Linked DNA regions of Homo sapiens: regions 2 and 3 are each linked to region 1. The links are chromatin contacts, found by Hi-C or POLR2A ChIA-PET in ENCODE. All regions are on one chromosome and are shown on one strand. Each heading gives the region's core, a stretch centred on a gene start or an enhancer-like site at or near the end of the contact. The rest is flanking DNA. Distances are from core to core; before and after follow the strand shown. Region 1 overlaps GNG7 (G protein subunit gamma 7). Region 2 holds the start of BTBD2 (BTB domain containing 2). Region 3 holds the start of ABHD17A (abhydrolase domain containing 17A, depalmitoylase).

Region 1 (2,700 bases), core at 92-2,591:
GCAAACGCCACCATGGAGCAGGACTCAGCCATGAAAAGGAACAAGGCTCTGATGCCGGCCACAGTGTGGATGGACCTTGAGGACATCACACTCTATGAAAGGAGCCAGAGACAGAGGGCCACGCAGTGTGTGATCCCATTTCTACGAAATGTCCAGGACAGGCCCATCCATGGGGACAGGGAGGGGATGCGTGTGTGGCAGGGCTGCCGGGGGGAGATGGGGAGTGACTGCTCATGGGGGACAGGGCTTCTTTTGGGGGTGATAGGATGTTCCGGAATTAGATAAAGGAGATGGTTGCACAACTCTGTGAATGTAAAAACCGCTGAGCTGCACATTTTTAAAGGGTGAGTTTTACGCTGTGTCAGTTATATCTCAATAAAGCTAATCCTAGCATTTTGGGAGGACGAGGGGGGGGCGCGGATCACCTGAGGTCGGGAGTTCAAGACCAGCCTGACCAACATAAAGAAACCCCGTCTCTACTAAAAATACAAAATTAGCCAGGCATGGTGGTGCGCGCCTGTATTCGCAGCTACTTGGGAGGCTGAGGCAGGAGAATTGCTTGAACCCGGGAGGTAGAGGTTGCAGGTTGCAGTGAGCCGAGATCGCGCCATAGCACTCCAGCCTGGGCAACAAGAGCAAAACTCTGTCTCAAAAACAGAAAAGAAAAGAGGAGAGGGGAGGGGAGGGGAGGGGAGGGGAGGGGAGGGGAGAGGAGAGGACCCTGTAGAATGAAAGAAAGGCAGATCCCCCTGCACCCTGGCTACAGGCCGTCGTCCCGACCCCTCTCTCTGCAGGCAGGTCACTGCCCCCCTCACAAACCTCTGTCCTGATCCCCCAACCCACACACCAGAGCTGGGCCCATGCACCGGGAAACCTGCCACCCCAGGGGCCACTCCAGTCTCAGACCAACAGGATATTAAAAAAGGCGAAACCTCAGAACCGTTTCCTATCGAAACCAATTAGAAAGCTCTTGGGTATGAGTCCAATGTTTTCAAGCAACTAAAGGCAAAAGAGAAGATTTTCAACGAAACATCCCAGCTGGGGGTGAGCTTCTTAGGGTCCTGTCATCGGCCACCCTAGAGGGACCTAGGGGTGAGCTTATGCCGTCAGCACCCCCAGCCAACGTGGGTCGGCCAGTTAGCTGGGCGTGGTGTTGTGCGCCTGTAATCCCAGCTACTTGGGAGGTTGAGGCAGGAGAATTGCTTGAACCCGGGAAGTGGAGGTTGCAGTGAGCCGAAATCGTGCCATTGCACTCTGGCTCCGGGCAACAGAGCAAGACAGCTCTGTGCAGAGAACAGACTCCTGCGGTGGAAATGCTGGCTGCCTTTGAGGCTGGGTTCTGTGACCTTGGGTTTCCCAGCCTGAGCTTCCAGTTTCATTTATAAAAGGGGTGACGTGGCCGCCTTCCTGCAGGCGCTCTGAAGGTGGCAGATTACACAGAGGTGGTACGACTCATACAGGTTTCTGCAAACGGGGGCCCCATCAACAGTCACCTTTCCTTAGCACAGCGCCTTCCTCCTGGGGTGACCTCGCCCCTTCCTGCACACCCCAGGAGCTTCCTGAGACCTGAGTAAAGCTCACTTCCCTTGCAAGGGGTTTAGTGACGTCCCTTCAAAATTCTTGTCCACGGGGAACCTCGGAAAATGACTGTTACGGACTAATTGCATTTGCTTAAAACTTATGTTGAAGCTGGATGTGGTGGTCCACACCTGTGGTCCCAGCTACTCGGGAAGCTGAGGCGGGAGGATTGCTTGAGCCCTAGGATTTCAGGGCTGCAGTGAGCTATGATGCTGCCACTGCACTCCAGCCTGTGCAACACAGCAGCAAGACTCCAGACACAAAAAATTAATTAAAGAAAAATGGCTGGGCACAGTGGCTCACTCCTGTAATCCCAGCACTTTGGGAGGCCGAGGTGGGCAGATCACCTGAGATAAGGAGTTCGAGACCAGCCTGACCAACATGGACAAACCTCATCTCTACTAAAAACACAAAGTTAGCCGGGCGTGTTGGTGCGCGCCTGTAATCCCAGCTACTCGGGAGGCTGAGGCAGGAGAATTGCTTGAACCTGGGAGGCAGAGGTTGCAGTGAGCCAAGATGGCACCACTGCACTCCAGCCTGGGTGACAGAGCAAGACCTCATCTAAAACAAACAAACAAACAAACAAACAAAAACAAAGAAGGAGACACAGAGAGACAGCAGAAAACAGAAGCAGAGACTGGAGCAATTCGACGGTAAGCACAAGCCAGGTTTGCCAGAGCCCCCAGAAGCCAGAGGACGCGGAAGGATCCTCTCCTGTAGCGCCCAGGGGAGCACAGCTCTGCAGACAGCTTGGTTTAGTACTTCTGCCCTCCAGAACCGTGAGAGGACACACGTCTGCGGATTGATACTTCCGGGTCTGTGGTCACCTGTTATGGCAGCCACAAGAGGCTCGTCTGCCCCTTTTCTCTCCCCTTCCTTCATGCTGATCACCACGGAGGAGTGAGTTCGATTCCCTCTGCCTGCCCAAAACCCTCATCAACTTTTTTTTTTTTTCTCTCTCTTTTGAGACGGAGTCTTGCTCTGTCACCCAGGCTGGAGTGCAGTGGCGAGATCTCGGCTCACTGCAAGCTCTGCCTCCCGGGTTCACGCCATTCTCCTGCCTCAGCCTCCTGAGTAGCTGGGACTACAGGCGCCCGCCACCACACCCGGCTAATTTTTTGT
Region 2 (2,797 bases), core at 89-2,588, 610 kb before region 1:
CCAGGGTTGGAGGGTCACAGGAGTCCCAGGGGTGGTGGGTGGGGGTGCAGGGCCAGGGCATGGAGGGGACCCAGGGATGCAGGCCAGGTGGGGTCCAGGGATGGAGGGGCCTGGGGTGTAGGCAGGGGTTCCAGCCGGAGGTGGAGGGGCCCAGGGATCTGGGGGCAGAGGTGTCTGGGGACCTGGGGTGCAGGGAGGGGTGAGGTCCAGGGATGGAGCGTCCTGGGGATGGAAGAATGGAGGGTCCTAGGGTGCAGGCGGGGGGTGGAGGGCCCTGAGGATGGGGTATTCAGGGTTCTGGGGTGCGGGCTGGGTGGGGTTTGAGGATGGAGGGGCCCAGGGGCTCCAAGTGCAGGCCGAGTTGGAGGGTCCCAGGAACGGAGGGTACCGGAGTGCAGGCTGGGTGGGTCCAGGGACGGAGGAGAGCAGGGGTCCCAGGGGTACAGGGCCTGGGATCCCGGGGAACAGGCTGGGGGCGCAAGCCAGAGGTGGAGGATCCAGGGGGGCCTGGGGATGGAGGGGTGCAGAGGCCCAGAGTGCAGGCCTGGTGGGGTCTGGGGACAGAGAGGTGCAGAGGCAGGGACAGAGGGGTGCAGAGCCCAGGGAACTGGGTGGAGTCTAGGGATGGAAGGGTGCAGGCCCCGGGGTGCAGGCCGGGTCGGTTTCAGGACCGGAGGGGTGCAGGGGTCCCAGGGACAGAGGGGTGCAGGGCCTCAGGTGCAGGCCCCGGGGTGCAGGCCGAGTTGGGTTCGGAGCCTGAGGATGCAGGGGTGCAGGGGTCCCGGGGACAGAGGGGTGCAGGGCTCGGGGATGGAGGGGTGCGGGGGTCTCGGGGACAGAGGGGTGCAGGGCCTCAGGTGCAGGGCCCGGGCAGCAGGCTGGGTGGGTCGGGGCCAGGGCTGGCGGGGTCGGGGCGCCCACCTGTGCGCGGGGATGCGCTGCGAGCTGAGCCCCTTGCCCACCAGGAAGTGCACGTCGCACAGCACCTCGTTGTTGAAGAGGAAGGCGAAGCGCTCCTGCACGGTGGGCTTGCTGGCCTGCCAGTTGTACGCGGCCTCGCGCTGCAGCGCCGCCGCCCCCGGGCCCGCCGCCTCCTCCGCCCGCTCCGCGCCCGCGGCCTGCGCGTCTGTCCCGGGGCCCGGCGGGGCGGGCGGCGTCGGCCCAGGGGCGGCGGCGGCGGCGGCGGCGGCGGCGGCGGCGGCGGCCGCGTTGCCGGGGGCCGGGGTGGCGGCGGCGTTGGCGCTGGGCCCGGGACTGCCCCCCGTGCCCGGGCCGACCCCGACCCCCGGCGGGCACGACGCACGCCCGCCGCTCCCACCCGCCGCCATTTTGTGGCTGCGGCGTGGGCGGGGGAGGGGAGGAGGGAAGGAGGGAGGGGAGGAGGGAAGGAGGGAGGGGAAAGGAGGAGAGTAGGGGGAGGAGGGGGAGGAGGGAGGGGAGGGGAAAAGAGGAGGGAGGGGAAAGGAGGGGAGGAGGGAGGGGAGGGGAAGCGGGAAGGAGGGAGGGGAGGAGAGGGAGGGGAAAGGAGGGGGAAGGAGGGAGGGGAGGAGAGGGAGGGGAAAGGAGGGGGAAGGAGGGAGGGGAGGAGAGGGAGGGGAAAGGAGGGGGAAGGAGGGAGGGGAGGAGAGGGAGGGGAAAGGAGGGGGAAGGAGGGAGGGGAGGAGAGGGAGGGGAAAGGAGGGGAGGTGGGAGGGGAGGAGGGAGGGGAGAAGGGAGGTGAATGGGGGAGGCTGTTGCAGGGGAGGGGACGGGGAGGAGAGGGAAGAGTAGGAGGGGCCTGTAGAGGGGAGGAGCTGGTGGAAGACCTCTTGCTCCACTCCCTAAGCATCCTGACCTGAAGCCCAGACTCCAGACCGAGGTCCAGAATTTGGGGTCCAGGCACCAGGCCCCAGACTCCAGACCGGGAATCCTAAACCCTGGAGCACAGACCTCAGTCCGGGATCCCAGGCCTCAGACCTTGAATCCTAGATCCCAGACTCTGAACCCCAGACTTCAGACTCCGGATTCCAGATCCCATACCTCAGACCCGGAACCCCCAACCCAAAGACCAAGCGCAAACTCCAGACCCCAGACCCCGGACCCAGGTGGCGGGCCTGCTCCGTGGCGCAGGCTCCGCTGTACAGAGACATAGCCTGAGGCCGGGAAGCTGCGGATGAGCGAGCAGGATGCAGGCCACGTGCACTGACACTCAGCAGACGCCCAGCACCCTCTCCAGGCCAGGTGTGGGGGGTGGTCAGTGTGGACGGAGCTGGGACTCCCCCAAAACGCTTACTACATACATAATGTCAAGGTAGACAAATGCCACAAAGATTGAGGAACCAGGTCGGGCGCAGTGGCTCACGCCTGTAATCCCAGCACTTCAGGAGGCCAAGGCGGGGGGTGCATCACCTAAGGTCAAGAGTTGGAGACCAGCCTGGGCAACATGGCAAAACCCTGTCTCTACAAAAAATACAAAAATTAGCCAGGCGCGGTGGCTCACGTCTGTAATCCCAGCACTTTGGGAGGCCGAGGCGGGCGGATCACCAGGTCGGGAGATCGAGACCATCCTGGTGAAACCCCATCATGGTGAAACCCCATCTCTACTAAAAATACGAAAATTAGCCAGGCTTGGTGGCGGGTGCCTGTAATCCCAGCTACTCGGGAGGCTGAGGCAGGAGAATCACTTGAACCTGGGAGGCGGAGGTTGCAGTGAGCCGAGACCGCGCCATTGCACTCCAGCCTGAACAACAAGAACAAAACTCCGTCTCAAACAAACAAACAAACAAACAAAACAAAACAAAAAAAAAACTAGGCGTGG
Region 3 (2,700 bases), core at 106-2,605, 740 kb before region 1:
TCACACGTTTGGCCAGATCTCCCCCCACCTCCAAACCAGAAACTCTATGAGAGCAGGACCATGACCTGCCACTCACTAAAGGAATGGGCAGGTGGTAGGCAGCACAGAATTAAGGAGGAAGCACAGGAGGAAAAGAATCCCCAAGGTCCGCCAGCTTTGACAGGGAAGGGAAAGTCTAGTCTCCTCTCCTCTCCAGCCACAGGTACCTGGAACCTCCCTAGTGTCACTAATGGGCGTGGACTGGGGAGTGCAAACCCAGACGCCTCACTCACTGGGCACACACCCTTGACACCCTGAATCCCACCAATTCCGTTCCCACGCACTTAACTGGGCAACCCTCTGCAAGCTAGAGGTGTTCTGAGGACCAGCAAGCAACCGAGCAGCCAAAATACTGGAAGATGACCTACATATGGGAGACGGTGACTGCACCTCACTCAACCAGTCAGGGTGGGAAACCCGCCTGGGGGGAGGCGCGGCCATATCAGAGGGCAGACAAACGGGCCAGGTGACAGGGGGATGGGACAGAGGGACAAGCAGGAGCAAAATCCGAGGTGACAGAGCAGGCTCCTGGCTAGAGCAGACCCTGGGAGGAAGAAGTGAGCAGAAGGGTCCTAAGAGAGAGCCTGGGACGGGTGAGGTCGCGCCCCCGAGAGTTTGCACTTCATCCTGGGAGAAATGGCGGGGCCGCGAAGAAGTCCCGAGCAAGCGATGGACAACATAGGAGAAGGGCTGCATCCCGGAGAACGGACGCGAGCGGAGGCCGGGAAGCCCGCCCAGGAGTCAGGGTGGCAGGAAGAAGCCTGACAAGGGAAACAGCGACTGGGAGCTGGTTGGGAAGCAGGGCTCGGGAGGGCCCCTGGGAGCTGCCTTGGGGGGCGAGAGGCCGAAGCGTTTGTCGGACTGGGGGCAGTTTCGGGGCAAAAGAGCGGAATCCGCGGCTCGGACGGGTGCTCCCCGAAGGCAAGGGCCGCGTCCGCAGGAGGGTGGGAGCGCAACCCACGCCGGAGGGCTGAATGGATGGGGACAGGGCTTTCCCAATCACAGACGCTCATCCGCGGTCCGCGCCCCTGCTCTGGGCTCCTCGGGCAGGACCCGCGGAAGCCCTGGGACTGCAGGGGTCTCGGGGACGTCCAACCGGGCTGTCAGGCCCTCGAGGCCCGGCCCGGGACCCCGCGCGGCCGCGCCCGCCCCCGCCCCTGCCCGGCACTCACCACCCCGGCCCGCGCCCCCGGGCCCCAGGGCCGCGCTCCATGGCTCCCGGCCGCCCGCCCGTGCGTCCGTCGGTCCCTCCGCACCCCTGCCCGGCCTCCTGCACCGCCACCGCCGCAGCTCCCCCCACGGACGGAAGTGAGCCTCGTTCTCACCACCGCCCCGGAAGTGACGCGAGGAGCGCGCGGGGCGGGGGTCTGCAGGCACAGAGCGACCGCGCGACTAGCGTCCTGGGGGCGGGGCTGATATGTCGAGGGGCGTGGCCTGCTGCTCTGTGGGCGGGGCCAAACTTAGGTTTCATTCACTTGGGGACCCGGAATAGGTTGAGGCCAGTAAAGTTCTCGCCTGGAAAACAAAATTTACAGGGACGCCAAAAAAAACTCAGACATCAACATTTAGAAATGTTTTAAAATATTTTTCTTTATGAGATGGAGTCGCGCTCTGTCGCCCAGGCTGGAGTACAATGGCGCGATCTCAGCTCACTGCAACTTCTGCCTCCTGGGATCAAGCGATTCTCCTGCCTCAGCCTCCTGAGTAGCTGGGATTACCGGCGCCCACCACCATGCCCAGCTAATTTTTGTGTTTTCAGTAGAGACGGGGTTTCCCCATGTTGGCCAGTGTGGCCTCGAACTCCTGACCCCAGAATCCTCCTGCCTCAGCCTCCCAAAGTGTTGGGATTACAGGCATCAGCCACCGCACCTGGCCTCTTTTTTTTAACATAGAGTCTACTCTGTCACCCAGGCTGGTGCCATCATAGCTCACTGCAGCCTCGACCTCCCAGGATCAAGTGAACCTCCTACTTCAGCCTCCTGAGTAGCTAGGACTATAGGCACAAGCCACCATGACCAGCTTATTTAAAGTCTTTATATATTGCTCATCAGAAATTCTTTTGCATTAGTTTTTAAAATATTACATTAGGCCGGGCACGGTGGCTCATGCCTGTAATCCCAGCACTTTGGGAGACTGAAACAGGTAGATCACCTGAAGTCAGGAGTTTGAGACCAAGCCTGACCAACGTGGTGAAACCCTGTCTCTACTAAAAATACAAATATTAGCCGGGCATGGTGGCACGCGCCTGTAGTCCCAGCTACTCCGGAGGCTGAGGCAGGAGAATCGCTTGAACCCGGGAGGCGAAGGTTGCAGTGAGCCAAGATCGGGCCACTGTGCTCCAGCCCAAGTGACAGAGCAAGAAGACTGTCTCAGATAAATAAATAAATAAATAAATAAATAAATAAATAAATAAATAAAACTATGATCACTCCACTGCATTCCAGCCTGGGCGAGAGAGCAAGATCCTGTCTCTTAAAAAAATTTCATTATGGGCTGGGCGCGGTGGCTCACGCCTATAATCCCAGCACTTTGGGAGGCCGAGTCGGGCAGATCATGAGGTTAGGAGATCAAGACCATCCTGGCTAACACGGTGAAACCTCATCTCTACTAAAAATACAAAAAGATAGCCGGGCGTGGTGGCGGGCGCCTGTAGTCCCAGCT

What was found. A loop is a pair of places that touch in the nucleus more often than their neighbours do. ChIA-PET counts read pairs that join two places held with the same protein, here RNA polymerase II (POLR2A). Pooled maps may share reads with other maps.
Region 2: a map with no recorded cell type shows a loop between it and region 1 (4-fold over the local background). The contact joins the promoter of BTBD2 here to the enhancer-like site in region 1. A Hi-C loop is called at or near these places in 2 of 37 single-sample maps with no recorded cell type and 2 of 50 pooled maps. POLR2A ChIA-PET finds 5 or more read pairs at or near these places in 1 of 52 experiments (H1).
Region 3: a pooled map shows a loop between it and region 1 (3-fold over the local background). The contact joins the promoter of ABHD17A here to the enhancer-like site in region 1. A Hi-C loop is called at or near these places in 1 of 37 single-sample maps with no recorded cell type and 5 of 50 pooled maps. POLR2A ChIA-PET finds 5 or more read pairs at or near these places in 1 of 52 experiments (activated T-cell).

The regions. Positions count from the first base shown.
Region 1 is chr19:2,619,555-2,622,254 of GRCh38, forward strand. The region is part of intron 2 of GNG7 (G protein subunit gamma 7); the gene reads right to left. Among named protein-coding and RNA genes, the nearest start is that of MIR7850, 9.8 kb to the right of the region's middle. RefSeq lists enhancers at 1,244-1,543, 2,423-2,622. Within about 2 kb of position 1,342, at least 25 of the 41 ENCODE cell types and tissues checked have a DNase peak (open chromatin) inside an H3K27ac peak, as active enhancers do.
Region 2 is chr19:2,014,376-2,017,172 of GRCh38, forward strand. It overlaps BTBD2 (BTB domain containing 2), which reads right to left and starts at 1,339. Exons shown (of 9, transcript NM_017797.4): 1 at 922-1,339. The coding sequence starts at 1,328. It overlaps LOC107985278 (a long non-coding RNA gene), which reads right to left. Exons shown (of 4, transcript XR_001753845.2): 4 at 1,970-2,719. RefSeq lists silencers at 936-985, 996-1,145.
Region 3 is chr19:1,884,141-1,886,840 of GRCh38, forward strand. It overlaps ABHD17A (abhydrolase domain containing 17A, depalmitoylase), which reads right to left and starts at 1,356. Exons shown (of 5, transcript NM_001130111.2): 1 at 1,212-1,356. RefSeq lists a silencer at 621-768.